Linked DNA regions of Homo sapiens: all the other regions are linked to region 1. A link is a contact called in ENCODE Hi-C or POLR2A ChIA-PET data. All regions are on one chromosome and are shown on one strand. Each heading gives the region's core, a stretch centred on a gene start or an enhancer-like site at or near the end of the contact. The rest is flanking DNA. Distances are from core to core; before and after follow the strand shown.

Region 1 (3,719 bases), core at 403-2,902:
AGCCATGAGGAATGCAGGTTCTTGGGTCCTTCCAGCTCTGCTGGATTGGATGCTCGTGGGGGCTCAGGGTCAACACAACCCCCCAGGACTCTGACCTGGGAAGTGGAGCAGCCTGATTTGGAGGCGAGGACACACCAGGAGGCACCTTGCCCTGTGGCCACTGCACTGAGGCTTGAGAGATCACTAGAGACAGCTCAGCCTCAGTGCTCCCGCGCCCCCGCCTCGGTGCTCCTGCGCCCCCGCCTCGGTGCTCCTGCGCCCCCGCCTCGGTGCTCCTGCGCCCCCACCTCGGTGCTCCTCCACTCCCACCCCGGTGCTCCTTCCACCTCTGCCTCACCCGATGGACTGTGCCTTTGCGTTTCTTGTGCACAAATCCTGCTGAAGTCTGGGCAGCTGTGTGTTTGATGATGGGCTTGTAGGAGAGAAGCATCTGGACTGCGCCGTGCAGATGGCGCTTCTCTCCAGGCACAGTCACATTCCTGGGAGGTTCCTGGAGGCCTCCGAGCCTCGTGCAGACCCAAGGCTGCCTCACCACCATGGCCACAGCCCAGTGCTGGCTGCCGGGCATCAAATCTGCAGAAATGCACGTGGCATAAAAGCACCAGAGACATCCGTCCAGAGCCGAGGGCTCCTCCCTGGCCCAACATTTTGTCCACGTAAGTCCACTTTTTGGCTGCTGCTCCCAGGCCTGGCAAGAACGCAGATCCCCACAGCCTCCTGCTCCCTGGCAGCCTGAGGACAGTGTCGTAGGCCTGGGATCCTCGGGCAGAACTGAATGCAGCTTTTCCATTGGAGGGCGCTGGGCCCACATGGCAATCACAGGTATGGCAGATGAACTCACGGGATGCTCCGGGACTCCAGGGGCCTCAGGAGAAAGGCCCACTGGCAGCGGGTTGCCCAGGGCTCCAGAGGGGGGCTCCAATGTGAACCAGTTGCTTGTGGCACAGCGGGTCACCCAGGATGGCCCTGCGTGGTCAGTGATAACAGGCAGTCACTCACAGCGCGACTTCACCCATGGTCACTCCCGGTGACCAGCACTGCACAGCCTGGGCTTTCGTCCCACATGGCACCTCCCTGTCCAGCCTTGGCCCAAGTGCCTGGGAAACAGACAGGGCACCGTGTGCCTGAACACACTCGGACAGTCGAGGCCCCCAGGAGAAGCAACAGGCAATGACTCGGTCCCCAAGAAGCTGAGCCTGTCCTTGCTGGGGTCTGTCATCTCCTCTTAGCCCCGCCAGGCTCCTGAAGCTGCCACATGTGCAGCGGGAGGTGGGTGGTTTGGGAGCAGAGCGAGGCTCTGGATGGACGGGCTTTACCACCAGCAGCCACCACCACCTGCTCTGCAGGGCCTGGGCCAGCCCTGAGGAGGTGGCAGACGGAAGGAGGGGCAGCACTGCCTCAGGTCTCCTTTACTGTCTTCCAGACATCAGCTCAGGGAGAGTAGGCATGTAGCACTGAGAAACAGGGTTGCTCCCCATGGCTGCCTCTGCTTCCCTGCCGCACAGTGTCTGTACACGGCCTGGGGACCTGCGAGGCCAGACCGCAGGGCAGGGGCCCACGGCTGTGCCAGCTTCTCTCCCAGGCCGTGGCGGTTATTACCTCCTGACTTGGCAGAGCATCCGGCTACTGGAGCCCATTGGTTCCGGCCAGTGCAGTCAGGACTTAGCTTCCCAGCTGTGATCTAAATCCCAGCCTCCCAAAGGCACAGCGCCTAAGTTCTCCCCTGCCAAGCTCACAGCCTTCTCCTTGGCAGGCTGCCCTTTCTCCTGCTGGACCAAACCAAGGAGCACGGTGACCCAGGGACACCACACTCGGTGTCAGCCTCTGAGGCCATGGAGCCACGCAGACCCAGCACAGGATTAGAAACAGACCTTCCCGGGAGGCAGAGAGCCAGGCCTCCTGGTTTATAGCATGACAAGGCAGCACTCAGGAGGACGCATCAATCCTTCTCCATGTCAGCACCTGTGACTGTGACCACTGGTGAGGTGGACATGCTTCTTTTTCCATTTTACAGATGAGGAAACTGAGGCCAAGGGAGGGTCAGCAGCCTGCCCTGGGCTGACTGGTGATGCAGCGAGGGTGGGGTGTGGGAGGGTGGCGGCGGCCCTTGCAGTCCCTGGGAACCTGCACCTCTTCCTGGGCGCTGTTCCCCTCTCTCTCCCAGGACCCTTGGGCCTGGCGTTTCTTCACCTGCGACCATCCAGGAGCTGGACCTGCCCTAGGGCGTCAGTTTCCAGGGAAGCCTCTGGCCTGTGTGTGAGCCTCCCCACCTGCCCGGCCACGGCCTCCACAGGCGCCCTGCGCAGCCCCGCCCCTCCTGGGGCAAAGGCTTTGCGAAGACTTTCTTCTCTGGCTCATCCCTTTAAGGAGGCATAAAAACGAACCCCGGGCCTCACAGGTCCGGAATGCGCCCCCCTCCACGATGGGAGCTTCTTGGCCTTGGCTGTGCAGGGGCCGCGGCTCCTGGGGGTCTGGCCGGATCTGCAGTAGTGCTGAATGAGCTGTGGCCAGGAAGACGCAATGAATAATTGTCACTTAAAAGGATAAACAGAAATTCCATTTCCCTTTTAAATACTTGAACATTTCAAAACATCTGGAGGACGCGATGCTTTTCCTTCCAAGCATCTCCGTGGAGTTTTGTGGGTTACCGCAGAGGATCGGCAGCATTCCTCTCTCAGGGAAAACTGGCCTGAGCATTGCATAACGCAGGCAGACTGCACCCCTCACGTCGCCTGGGGCCACATGCACATGTTTCCAAGAGACTTGCTGGAGAATCTTCCCCGGATCTTGACAAAGTTGGACATGGAAAGCACGTTGGTCCATCCAAGGTCCACAGAGCGACCCTGGCTATGAAAAATCATCCTCCGAGTGGGAGTCTGTCTGCCAGGAGTGAGGTGACACCGCACATGGCCTCAGGAGCTGGAAACGCTGGTGAATTCAGATGCAGCCAAAGCTTCTAACTTAGTCACAGTTATTAATTATTCTTGGTCTTATTGGAGCAGGAACCACTGCCATGCATCAGGCCAGCAAGGCTCACTCCCCACCGTAGGATCCCTGTGTAGACGGTCGCTCCATCAGTGTAGTTGGGTGTGTGGAGCAAGGGACTGGGCTGACCCTACCTTCCAAGCATCGATGTGGCCTTCAGCAGAGCAGGAGGAGATAGCCCAGGACTTGTACTTTGCAGTTGAAGTGCCAGACCTAAGAAATGCAAACCTGAGGATGGAAAGAGGGTGGAGAGGGGGGAGGTGTCTGGATTGGCCGTCCAGAGCAGCCCCAGCTGCAGCAAGTGGAACTTGGCTGGCTGCCTCACAGGCCTGGTGGCAGCGTCCCCAGCGAGGAGCCTGTCCCACATATGAAGGTCCCCATACCCTTAGCCCCTAGCTGAGAGTTTCACTGACCAGAGCTCCCTGAGTCCAGGGCTCCACTCAAGGGACTGCTGTCCCCGTTGGTGAAGAAGGCCTGTTGGGGCCAATGCTTCCCCCCACAGGGAAGCGGAGCTGTATTTTGTCGGACAGAACTTTGCAAGCCTGAAACAGCTGGTGGTGGCCCCAGAGCCAAGATCTGACCTCACTCCAGAGTTGAAGGGCACAGAGAAGGCACAGCTAGAGGCGGCAGGTACCCCTCAAAGCTCTCGGGAGAGGGTACAAAGTGGGACCTCCCAGCACCCTTGGCCTCCAGGCCTCAAAAGCCCTGAGAGGGCTGCATGCAAGGAGACAAAG
Region 2 (3,719 bases), core at 1-2,500, 110 kb after region 1:
GGGTCAAGGACTCCACGAGGGGAGAGGGGGAGGGTCCGCTCCATGGTGCCCTTGTTTCAAGCACGTTTTCTGCTTACTGAATTCCATCAGTTAAAAGGTCTAGGAAACAGAAAAGGAAGTGGCGCGTGTCGCCGTCTGAGGATCTGCTGACGGGCCCCGGCCTCGTGGAATCCTCTTCTGCCTCTGTGGGTCTCCAGAGTTTCGGAGGCATCTCTGCTCCCACCGCGGGGTCTGGTGGCCACGGGGTCCCCAAGTCTGCAGGAGGAGCTGCTCTGTGTGGCGAGGGTGATGACCATGGCTCTTGTTCACTGAGCAGGGCCGGTGGCCAGCACTGTCCAAGTCACCAGTGCAGCCCCATAAGGCCATCTTCACAACATCCTTGGGGCCCGTTTCTCCCACTCCCGTTTCCATGGAGATGTGATTCACACAGCAATAGCCACGCCTCATGAGTGCAGAGCATGGGTCGGTGGTCAGTCCATCCACGGGGCCGTCCACCCATCACTGCCATCTGGCTCCCGGACACTCCTCTTCCCACAAGAACTCGTGTCCCTGACCAGTGACTGCACCTCTCCCCATCCAGAACACGCTTAGAACACACTTGCCTCCCCGAAAAGAACTCGTATCCCTGACCAGTGACTGCACCTCTCCCCATCCAGAACACGCTGCAAACACGCTTGCCTCCCCGAAAAGAACTCGTGTCCCTGACCAGTAACTGCACCTCTCCCCATCCAGAACACGCTGCAAACACGCTTGCCTCCCCGAAAAGAACCCGTGTCCCTGAGCAGTGACTGCATCTCTCCCCATACAGAACACGCTGCGAACACGCTTGCCTCCCCGAAAAGAACCCGTGTCCCTGAGCAGTGACTGCACCTCCTTTCCCAGTCGGCTTCTGTCTGTGGACACGCCTTCTCTGGACACTGCATATAAACAGAACACAGTCTTCATGTCTGGTGTCCTTCCCTGAGCACTGTGTGTTACAGCCTCAGCACCCGTTAGAGCTTCCTTCCTCTCCGTGGCCGGGTGACCCGCGTGTGGATGGGCCACGTCCTCTCCCTCTCTGTGGCTGGGTGAGACCCGCGTGTGGATGGACCACTGTAGTATTCTGTTTTCACACTGCTAATAAGGACATACCCGAGACTGGGAAAAAAAGAGGTTTAACGGGACTTACAATTGCACATGGTTGGGGAGGCCTCAGAATCACGGTGGGAGGCAAAAGGCACTTCTTACACGGCAGGAGCAAGAGAAAATGAGGAAGAAGCAAAAGCGGAAATCCTGATCAACCAGTCAGATCTCGTGAGACTTACTCACTATCACGAGAATAGCACGGGAAAGACCAGCCACCATGATTCAATTACCTCCCGCTGGGTCCCTCCCACAACGCGCAGGAATTCTGGGAAATACAATTCAAGTTGAGATTTGGGTGGGGACACAGCAAAACCATATCACCCATGTCCCTTCCTCTCTCCGTGGCCGGTGACCCCATGTGGACGGACCGTCACCCATGTCCCTTCCTCTCTCCGTGGCCGGTGACCCCACGTGGACGGACCGTCACCCATGTCCCTTCCTCTCTCCGTGGCCGGTGACCCCACGTGGACGGACCGTCACCCATGTCCCTTCCTCTCTTTGTGGCCGTTGGCCCCATGTGGACGGACTGTGTCCCTCCCCCACTCAGTAGTTGCCTCTGCTTGGGAGCTCTTGTGAGCAGTGCTGCTGTGTGAAATGTAGAAACTGAGGCAGGAGGAGACTCCCTGTAACCCAAGGTCCCAAGCTAATAAGGTGGGGCCAGTCTCAACGGACCCCTGCCCAGGGCAATGCTCTGACCCTGCCCTCCTCAGTCACAACCTGCAGCTACACTAGGCCCCCACCTCTGAGCTGCAGGAGAAGCCTGTCTCCTGTGCTGTCCCAGTGAGGCAGGGAGTGCAGGTGGGGCCACAGCACCCCAAACCCCCCAGCACCCCCTGCCCCGGGGCCACAGCACCCCCAAACCCCCCAGCACCCCCTGCCCCACCATCCCCTCCACCCCATCTCCCGCGGCCTCCAGGGTCTCACTGACCTCGGCTGTGCATGGGAACCAAGTGAGGGCGGGATTGGGAGCCCATCCCTGCAGAGGAGGCTGGGATCAGAAGGCCCCAGCGGAGCCCAGAGAGGGGGTTCATCAGACCGTGACTCAGGCTGGCAGAGCTTGGTGGCCCCAGACAGGATCCGTCCACATGAGACAGGTGCACCTCGAGAGCAGCCGCCGCCCACACTGCAGGCCAGGCATTGGCCGGAGCCCTGCGCCAGGTGGGAGCTGCCCTGGGACCTGGGGGACCCTCCAGCCACCACGAACCTTGAGTCAAATTGTTCACATTCTTTGTGGCTGGGATAAAGGATAAGGACATTTTTGTGGCAAGAACAAAACTGTTGACCTTGGAGTTGAATATTTTTGAACAGCTTTTGACTCTAGACAAGATTAAAAGTCGGGAAAGATCGATGTTGTGTTTGGGGGAAGCTGGTGAGTGCAGCCTCGGGGAAGCACTCTGATGCCCCCACACCGCACCCTGCGACCGAGGGCTGACATGAGGGGAAGGAGGGTTATTCCTGTGACTTTGCTGGCCAGAGCTCCAGGGGGCATAGACTCCCTGCCCAGACCTGCAGTTCAGCTTCTCTGCTGTTCGCACCCCTAGGACACCAAGAGGTGCTGGTGCCTGCACCAGGCAGCTTCGGGGGCACAGCCCGAGCTCCAGGGTGCCCAGGAACCGCCCACACAAGACCACGGCACCATCGGCGCCCATAGAGCCTTCCCTGAGGTAAAGTGAGAGCCCTGGGGACTCGGGAAATCCGTGGCACACTTTTCTTCCCCCACAGGCGCTCGTGAGTGCATCTCCCGGCGCTCCAGAAACCTCTTGGTCTCTGCTGCTTGTTCAGCTTCTTACTCGGAGCCAGGCACCCACAGCCCTGGAGGAACTGGGCGGTGATTTCCAGACAGGACGCCGCACCTCCGGCTCGTGCCCGACCTCCCGGACTGGTTCAAGGCCAGTCAGCCCTGAGAGGCCAAGACCACATTCTCCTGGACAGCAAGCTTGTGAGGCTGGATTTTATAAGATAAAAATGACAAGCAGTGGCGGGTTCACAGACCAGAGCTGGCTGCAGGCCTTTCAGAGGCCCGTTAGGGCCCCTGGGCCCAGCCAGCCACCGTTCATGTGTGGATGTGCGCTGTGGGCCTTCTGCCCAGGAGCGCTGGACACAGGATGAGACCCTCCGTCGGGCAGAGGGAGGCTCCCGGGCAGCGGAGGGGGCAGAGGCTGTGTGAGACCCTCCATCGGACAGAGGGAGGCTCCCGGGCAGCAGAGGGGGCAGGAGGCTGTGTCTGCACGAGTGTGGCTCCCCTCCACCTTATCTTTTTTCTCCCAGATCCAGGACTGGGCAGGGGAGAAAGTCCCCGCTCCACCTCCCAGGTGGGCACTGTTCCGTGAAGTAAGCTGGAGACCTCAGACCCACACGGGAGAAGAGCGGTACTTGTTTATCGTAGGCACGGGGGGCTTTGCAGGGAGGGACGTGAGGCCCTGAGAGCGGTGAGGCCTGGAGGCGCCAGCTTCCGAGGGGAGAGGGAGTGACTGGGGAACCGTGAGCGGCCCACAGAGCAGAGACGGCGACTTGGTGTCTTGTGGCACGTCTGGGGAGCAATGGGATCACCTCTCGCCCGCCCTCCCGCCCTGGGAGTCCCTGGTTCCCTGAGG
Region 3 (3,719 bases), core at 751-3,250, 92 kb after region 1:
TAGACCTGTGGTGTCAGTGAAGACCCTGGAGGAAGAATAGCTCCAGGGCCTGGTGGAGACCCATAGTGGAGAGCCCAGCAGGCCAGCCTGTCCCCTTTGGCAAATCCTACCCCACAGGTGGCCTGGGAGGGCTTTGCTAAGGAGTGGCCAGCTCTGGCCTGGCCTTGTCTGTCCTCGGCACCCAGAGGTCACTCCTGGCCTGCAGCCTCCTCCTGCAAGCACATGGGCATCCAGGGAGCTGAGCCCTGTGGGCTGTGACTGCCAGCAGCTCCCCAGGCTGAGACCGCAGCTGGGGATCCCCCATGCCCTCCCACCATCTACCTCCACACGCAAGGCCAGGACCAGGGGCCATGAAACGCTAGGGCTGCTGAGTGGGGTGTGAGGTCCAAGCCCTGGGGTCCCTCTCTGCTCCAGGGCTGGGCTGTGCACCTCTAGGATCTCTCTCTGCTCGGGGGCTGGGCTGTGCACTCCCAGGCTCTCTCCCTGCTCCAGGGCTGGGCTGTGCACACCCGCGGTCCCTTCCTCCTGCTCCAGTGCTGGGCTGTGCACCCCCCCGGCTCCTTCCCTGCTCCAGTGCTGGGCTGTGCACCCCCGGGCTCCCTCCCTGCTCCAGGGCTGGGCTGTGCACCCCCGGGGTCCCTTCCTCCTGCTGCGGGGCTGGGCTGTGCACCCCCGGGCTCCCTCCCTGCTCCAGGGCTGGGCTGTGCACCCCCGGGGTCCCTTCCTCCTGCTCCGGGGCTGGGCTGTGCACCCCCGGGCTCCCTCCCTGCTCCAGGGCTGGGCTGTGCACCCCCGGGGTCCCCTCCTCCTGCTCCGGGGCTGGGCTGTGCACCCCTGGGCTCCCTCCCTGCTCCAGGGCTGGGCTGTGCACCCCCGGGGTCCCTTCCTCCTGCTCCGGGGCTAGGCTGTGACCCCTGGTCTCCCTCCCTGCTCCAGGGCTGGGCTGTGCACCTTTGGGATCTCTCTCTGCTCCAGGGCTGGGCTGTGCACCTCTGGGCTCCCTCCCTGCTCCAGGGCTGGGCTGTGCACCTCTGGGATCTCTTCCTACCGTAGCCAGGGGCTGTGCACCCTTGGGCTCCCCTTCAGGCCTGTGCTTGTTCCCAGATGTCAACGAATGCAGCCAGGAGAACGGGGGCTGCCTCCAGATCTGCCACAACAAGCCGGGTAGCTTCCACTGTTCCTGCCACAGCGGCTTCGAGCTCTCCTCTGATGGCAGGACCTGCCAAGGTAAGGCCCTGGGGTGAGGCCTCTCTCCTCTCTCCTCTCCCCACCTTCTATTTTCGGTCATGTCTGCTCTTCTGCAAGCGGCTGCTGCTGGCTGGGTTCCTGTGGTTCTGGATGGGATGGGGCATCCTGCAGAGACTACACAAGCCCAGGCCAGCCGCAGCACAGGGAGCTGCTCGGCACCACACCAGGATGACTCACCCGGCATCTGAGGGCCAGGACTCAGGGGGCCGGCCCAGCCCATGAGGCCACACTGCTGGCTGTAGGGCCTCGTCCATTCCCCAGAGCCTCACAGAGCCTGGAAGTGCTCCAGGCACTTGTGTAGTGAGCTTGTGGGTCAGGGCTCCAGGCTAGGGTCCCCCCGCCGTCCACTCTCCCCAGCATCCCCAGAAGCACCCCGTTGTTGGTCTCCCTCTGTCCACTAAATATAGCCCTGCCCTCCCCACTTCCTTTCATATTTCAGTCTGGGGTTCCCTCAGCCCAGGGCCAGAGCTGGGGAGCCCCAGGACACCCCAGAAAGTCACTGTGAATGTGCGCGCCCCCGACGCTGTTCCAGGTGCTGCTGCTGCCACTGGCCCTTTGCCACTTTGCAGGGGGAGCACCTTCCTCCTCCCTCCCCACGTTGTATCTGGACATGCCCAGGCGTGTCCCTGAGAGTTTCTGGCATAGTTCTTAGCGCTGCTGCTGACTGTCCAGGACACCGAACTGCGTGGACAGGACAGACAGTTGCTCAGGGAGAAACAGCCCCAGGATCTGGAGAGTGAATCTGACCAGACAGGAGGGGCCACACCCCATCCCCCGATTTCAAAAGGCAGCTGCTATTTCTGTCCACTTTGGTGGTTCCCTTCCCTGACCACCCAGGAGTTAGCCCTGTGTGCAGATGACGTGATTCCCATCTTAACACATAAACCCATTTCCCCGCCGAGGACAGAGCCCCTCCCATCACTGCTCTATCCCTGACCTGGAAGACAGCAGCACCCCAGGTTTAAAGAGAGGTGAAGACTAGGCCGATCCTGAGAGATGACGTCTAAAGCATCTCCCGTGGGTCCCTGCACCAGTCGGGCACTCCCGGCAAAGTCTAGGCTCACAGTTACTGCCCACAGTGACAGAGGCATTCCCGTCCTCTCCTCCTCCTCCCCATCTTCCTCTTCCTCCCCACCATTCCCCCTCCTCCTTTCCCCACTCCCCCTCCTCCTCTCCCCACTCCCCCTCCTCCTCCCCCCCACTCCCCCTCCTCCTCCCCATCTTCCTCCTCCTCCTCATCTTCCTCCTCCTCTTTCTTCTCCTCCTCCCCCCACTCCCCCTCTTCCTCCCCATCTTCTTCCTCCCCCTCCTCCTCCTCATTCCCCTCTTCTTCCTCCTCATTCCCCTCTTCTTCCTCCTCATTCCCCCTCCTCTTTTTCCCCCTCCTCCTCCCCCATCCTTATTTCCCCTCTCCTCCTCCTCCCCCACCCCTCCCCACCCCCTCCCTCACCCCTCCCCACCCCCTCCCTCACCCCTCCCCACCCCCTCCCTCACCTCCTCCCCCACCCCTCCCTCACCTTCTCCTCTTCCTCCCTGCTTCTCCTCCTCCTCCCCCTCCGTCGTCCTCCCCCTCCGTCCTCCTCCCCCTCCGTCCTCCTCCTTCCCTTCCCCATTCTCCTCCCCCTCCCCCTCCTCCTCCCCCTCCTCCTCCTCCCCCTCCTCCCCCTCCTCTCCATCCTCTCCCTACCCCCTCCTCCTCCCCTCCTCCCCTCCCCCTCCTCTTCTCCCCCTCCCCTTCTCCCCCTCCCCCTTCTCCCCCTCCCCCTTCTCCCCCTCCTCCTCCTCCTCTTCCTCCTTCCCCTCCCCCCTTCCTCCTCCCACTCCTACTCCCCCTTCTCCTCCCCCACCTTTCTCCGTGCCCCTGCCTTTGCTCTCCTCTGGTGACTAAAGGGCTCTTCATTTCAGGGTTGCCCCTCCTACCCCAGGGTGCTTGGCCGTAAACAGCATCTGTCCCACATTAGATGCTCAAGTCTTAGGATTGTGGTTTAACCCGGTAGTGAAAATTGATTGAAACCAGTAAATGCTTCTCTTTGGGGTTGGGGTTTTAGTTTCAAATGCCCCCGGGGGGTTACTTTTTACGGCCCCGTGTCCTGTAGCACCGTCATTTAAATGGAACAGCACAGCGTGCACCGCCGCCCCCCACCCCTCCACCAAGCAGGGCCCTTCCCAGCTCTCCACCTGCTGGGCTGAAGTCAGCCTTCCCAGCCGGGCCTTGATCAGAAGCGTGCACCAACACCCCGGGAGCTGCCCGGTCAGGGGAGGAGGGCAGGGAAATGGGGCCAGGGCGCGCTGGCCCCACAGAGTCTGGATGCGACCTCTGGGTGGTGCCCTGGCCAGTCCCTGCAGCCGCCTGCCCCAGCCCCGTCTGAGATGCCGCTGTGCTGCGGTTGGCCGGTTTTTTTTTGCTTGCAGACATAGACGAGTGCGCAGACTCGGAGGCCTGCGGGGAGGCGCGCTGCAAGAACCTGCCC
Region 4 (3,719 bases), core at 493-2,992, 65 kb after region 1:
TACCTACTGATCTGAAGCAGCAGGTCCACGCCCAGGTGCAGATTGTCCCAGATGAACAGGCAGAGGCTAGAGATGCTCATTCCTAAAGGGATCAAATAATTCTGAGAATGGCAAGAACTCCATTAACTCTCTTCTCCAAAACTACAAAAATGTGCAGAAAATACGAACAATTTTTAGGAGCTTACACTCTTTGAAGTTTATCCATGGGCTGCTGGAACCCTTAGGAAATAATAGCTAGAAGTGCCTCAGACACTGCCTGGCACACAGCAGGTGCTCAATGAATTACACTGCCTGGCACATAGTAGGTGCTCAATGAATTGTCTGATGAAGTGATTAAGGAGCCTTGTAAATACTGATTAAAACATGTATCACCCCATCCAATTTTTCAAACCAGTGCTTCTCAAGAACAAGCAGGAAAATTAATGTAATATTGTTTTGAAGTAGCCGTGGTGGTTTCGGGGCAGAAGCCCAGGGGTACTCCTTACTCCGCCTGCTCCAGTAACTAGCTGACATGGAAGTGCCTCGTCATTCTGGTTCAGACACAGGTGCAGATAGATGACTTCTCTATCCCACTTTAATTCTCCTTGAAGATCATTCCCAGGGACATTCATTTGCTTAAATTAACATGCTCGGCCAGGCGCGGTGGCTCACACCTGTAATCCCAGCACTTTGGGAGGCCCAGGCGGGCGGATCACGAGGTCAGGAGATTGAGATCATCCTGGCTAACACGGTGAAACCCCGTCTCTACTAAAAATAAAAAAAATCAGCCGGGCGTGGTGGCGGGCGCCTGTGGTCCCAGCTACTCGGGAGGCTGAGGCAGGAGAATGGCGTGAACCCGGGAGGCGGAGCTTGCAGTGAGCAGAGATCACGCCACTGCACCCCAGCCTGGGCAACATAGCGAGACTCCGTCTGAAAACAAACAAACAACAACAACAAAAATTCATGCTCATAATCCCACTTTCAAACCAGTGACCTCAAAGATTTCTAGCAGCAATCCTATTCCATTCTTCCAATTACAGAAAGCAAAGAGAAACTGGATCTGGGGATCTAAGCGTTGAGCCTGCTGAGCAGAACGGCCATTCATTTGGGGTGAGGTGCTGACTCACTGCCCCTCTACATTGCATTTTGGGGTGTGGGGATTTCCAGAGCAGGATTCTCCAGAGAGGAGTATCCAAGCTCCCTCCTCCCGCAGCAGGGGGATGCTGGGCTAACTGCCTGGTTCGGTCCCCCGTGAGTGGTCTGCTGTGTTTTGGTTCTGTTTGTTTGTGTGTGTTTTGCCTATGACTTTGCGAAATATTCCAAGACAAGAGCCAGAAAGTCTTGGTCTCTGAAGACAAGCACAATGTTGCTTTCAGCTTAAATATCTACTGGGAAACCTCAAGATTTTTAATGTCATCATTATGAAAAACAGAGATTATAAAAGGAAACCGTCGCATTTCACTCGCTGGCCCCCAGTGGGATTGGATCTGACCTCAGTGTATCTTTTCTTTGGTAGGTTTTAAGTCTTGACAAAATGTGCCTAAGAATGAAGACTCCAAAAAGGATGCAGTAGATTCGGGGGGAGTGGGGGTTGGAAAGAGGCTTAAATCTTCACATGACACCTGGAATATGGTCAAAATGTACCTGCTCAAGTTGAACCAGGTATTGCGTCCTCCTTTTACCCCATCGCTAGTGAAGACAACCACCGCCTGGGGAGACGCTCCTTTTCCGAAACACTCGAGTCCCGCCGCGTCCCGGACGCTCCGCTTTCCCCGCGCCCGGATCCTCCCGGGAACCCGCGCCCCGCCCGCGCGCTGGTCCCGCCCCCGCCGCCTCCCCGCGCGCAGCCGCCCGAACACGCCCAGACCGAGCGCTTGAGGTGCCGCAGCCGCCGCCGCCGCCGCCGCCGCGATGTGACCTTCAGGGCCGCCAGGACGGGATGACCGGAGCCTCCGCCCCGCGGCGCCCGCGGCTCGCCTCGGCCTCCCGGGCGCTCTGACCGCGCGTCCCCGGCCCGCCATGGCCCCTTCGCTCTCGCCCGGGCCCGCCGCCCTGCGCCGCGCGCCGCAGCTGCTGCTGCTGCTGCTGGCCGCGGAGTGCGCGCTTGGTGAGTCCCGCGGGCCCGAGACCCCGTCCCCGGGCGGCGGGAGGAGGCTCCGGGCGCGGCTTGACGCGTCCCCCTCTCTCCCTCCGGGCAGCCGCGCTGTTGCCGGCGCGCGAGGCCACGCAGTTCCTGCGGCCCAGGCAGCGCCGCGCCTTTCAGGTCTTCGAGGAGGCCAAGCAGGGCCACCTGGAGAGGGAGTGCGTGGAGGAGCTGTGCAGCCGCGAGGAGGCGCGGGAGGTGTTCGAGAACGACCCCGAGACGGTGAGCAGCCGGCGGGCGGGATGCGGGGGAACCCCTGGCGCCCGCGCGCCTCCAACCGCTCCCGAGAGGCAGCGCTGCTGCCGCCCCCCAGCTCCGCGCGGCGAGGCCTGGCCTCAGGGTCCCAGGAGCCCCGGCCCGCCCCGCGTCCCCCACGCCCATCCCCCGGCGACCCCGGGATCCCCGCGCAGGCCGGTGAGACGCTGCGGGGCTGTCCGGGAAACGCTCGCTGTCAGACGCCTCCCCGCGGGGAAGCCGGGAGTCCGTTTCCAAAGTGCGAGAGAAACACAATGGTTAAAACCCAAACCGCTTCCCCGCGGCCCTCCCTCTGCTGGGCTGGAGGTGAGGAACCCCCGGGCCGCGCCTCGTCCTCCTGAGAGGGGTGGAGAGCAGTCCCCTCCCGAAAGAGGAATTGAAAGGGCCGAGGGCGGGAACTGCTTGCGGCAGCAGGTCCAAAAATAAGATTCCAGGAATCGAGCGGGGCCGCATGCGGGAGGGGAGGGCGGCTCCGCGGCCCCGTTCTGCCAGGTGCTCTCCTGGAGGCAGCGGGTGCTTTCAGGAGCCCGACGGTGCTGGCCCCGGCACCTCGGTTAGGAATGTCCTTGGAGAAGGCGGGGCGCCCGGGGCCGCCTCCCGCAGGAGCCGCCGTGTGAGGACGGCCTGGCCACTCTATCCTGCGGGCTCGGGAGCGGGTGACTTTGGAAAGTCCGAGAAGGTGTGGATTCCCGTTGACGTCCCTCCCGCCCTGAAGTCAGGGTGATTTCATAGCGAAGTTTTCCGTTCTGCTGGAATGTTCCTTTTAAAGAATTCTCCTGGGGTGGAATAAATGTCACCCGGGATGAAAGAGTGGTTCTGGATGAACCATGGAGGCCTGTTTCCGCTTACATTTCTAGTGGTTGACTTGACCCCTCTTAGATCTGCCTTTCTGAAAGCTCTGAGGCTGTCAGATGGCCACTGTGCACTTGTGGACATAGCTCATCCCTGCAGAGATGACGCACCTGGGGCTGTTGCCCGGGGGCTGCCCACAGCCCCACAGGCCCGTGCCCTCCTTCAGCTCAGCCTAGCTTGGTCGCTCTCCCCGGCCTCTCTGTTTTCCTGTTTCTTTAATGATGAATCCTGGCCTGTGCTGCTGGCTGAGGCAGGTGGGCCTGTGTGCCCTGGTCGCTCGGAGTCGCCGCCCAGCTGTGGGGTTGGTCGTGTGGCTGGTGCAGTGTCCTCCAACAGCGTCCTCACCCGGAACATTCTGCGTGCACAGGGACTGTGGCATGGGGCGTGCTGGTGATGGGAGTTGAGGGCAGCAGGGTCACCCCCACCCCACAGTACCCGCTCCGCGCAGCCCTGCAAGGCCTGGCCGCAGCCCCTCCTCGCTGTCCTCCAG

What was found. A loop is a pair of places that touch in the nucleus more often than their neighbours do. ChIA-PET counts read pairs that join two places held with the same protein, here RNA polymerase II (POLR2A). Pooled maps may share reads with other maps.
Region 2: a loop to region 1 is called in a map of mucosa of descending colon, with 2.4 times the contacts of the local background. The contact joins the promoter of GAS6-AS1 here to the promoter of SWINGN in region 1. A Hi-C loop is called at or near these places in 10 of 168 maps with a recorded cell type or tissue (K562, gastrocnemius medialis, head of caudate nucleus and 6 more), 1 of 37 single-sample maps with no recorded cell type and 10 of 50 pooled maps. POLR2A ChIA-PET finds 5 or more read pairs at or near these places in 4 of 52 experiments (AG04449, AG04450, Panc1 and 1 more).
Region 3: a loop to region 1 is called in a map of gastrocnemius medialis, with 2.3 times the contacts of the local background. The contact joins the enhancer-like site here to the promoter of SWINGN in region 1. A Hi-C loop is called at or near these places in 5 of 168 maps with a recorded cell type or tissue (K562, gastrocnemius medialis, pancreas and 1 more) and 9 of 50 pooled maps. POLR2A ChIA-PET finds 5 or more read pairs at or near these places in 6 of 52 experiments (AG04449, AG04450, BJ and 3 more).
Region 4: a loop to region 1 is called in a map of IMR-90, with 7 times the contacts of the local background. The contact joins the promoter of GAS6-DT here to the promoter of SWINGN in region 1. A Hi-C loop is called at or near these places in 12 of 168 maps with a recorded cell type or tissue (CD8-positive, alpha-beta T cell, IMR-90, aorta and 7 more), 1 of 37 single-sample maps with no recorded cell type and 14 of 50 pooled maps. POLR2A ChIA-PET finds 5 or more read pairs at or near these places in 3 of 52 experiments (AG04450, PC-9 and activated T-cell).

Annotation. Positions count from the first base shown.
Region 1 is chr13:113,926,924-113,930,642 of GRCh38, reverse strand. SWINGN (SWI/SNF complex interacting GAS6 enhancer non-coding RNA) reads left to right here and starts at 1,652. Exons shown (of 1, transcript NR_047495.1): 1 at 1,652-3,719. It also overlaps a transcript of C13orf46 not described here.
Region 2 is chr13:113,813,141-113,816,859 of GRCh38, reverse strand. It overlaps GAS6-AS1 (GAS6 antisense RNA 1), which reads right to left and starts at 1,250. Exons shown (of 5, transcript NR_044995.2): 1 at 1,169-1,250. TMEM255B (transmembrane protein 255B) reads right to left here. Exons shown (of 9, transcript NM_182614.4): 9 at 1-3,719. RefSeq lists enhancers at 827-946, 1,007-1,246, 1,297-1,366.
Region 3 is chr13:113,835,577-113,839,295 of GRCh38, reverse strand. It overlaps GAS6 (growth arrest specific 6), which reads left to right. Exons shown (of 15, transcript NM_000820.4): 6 at 1,105-1,227; 7 at 3,661-3,719. It overlaps GAS6-AS1 (GAS6 antisense RNA 1), which reads right to left. Exons shown (of 5, transcript NR_044995.2): 4 at 1,049-1,219. Among named protein-coding and RNA genes, the nearest start is that of GAS6-AS1, 22 kb to the right of the region's middle. RefSeq lists enhancers at 37-589, 1,245-1,304, 1,144-1,696, 1,805-2,014. Within about 2 kb of position 2,000, at least 30 of the 41 ENCODE cell types and tissues checked have a DNase peak (open chromatin) inside an H3K27ac peak, as active enhancers do; they include PC-3, gastrocnemius medialis and pancreas, where a contact is called at or near this core.
Region 4 is chr13:113,862,200-113,865,918 of GRCh38, reverse strand. GAS6-DT (GAS6 divergent transcript) reads right to left here and starts at 1,742. Exons shown (of 2, transcript NR_044993.1): 1 at 1,624-1,742; 2 at 1-909. GAS6 (growth arrest specific 6) reads left to right here and starts at 1,843. Exons shown (of 15, transcript NM_000820.4): 1 at 1,843-2,086; 2 at 2,178-2,344. The coding sequence starts at 1,999. RefSeq lists silencers at 2,150-2,209, 2,230-2,289, 2,770-2,819 and an enhancer at 1,838-2,429.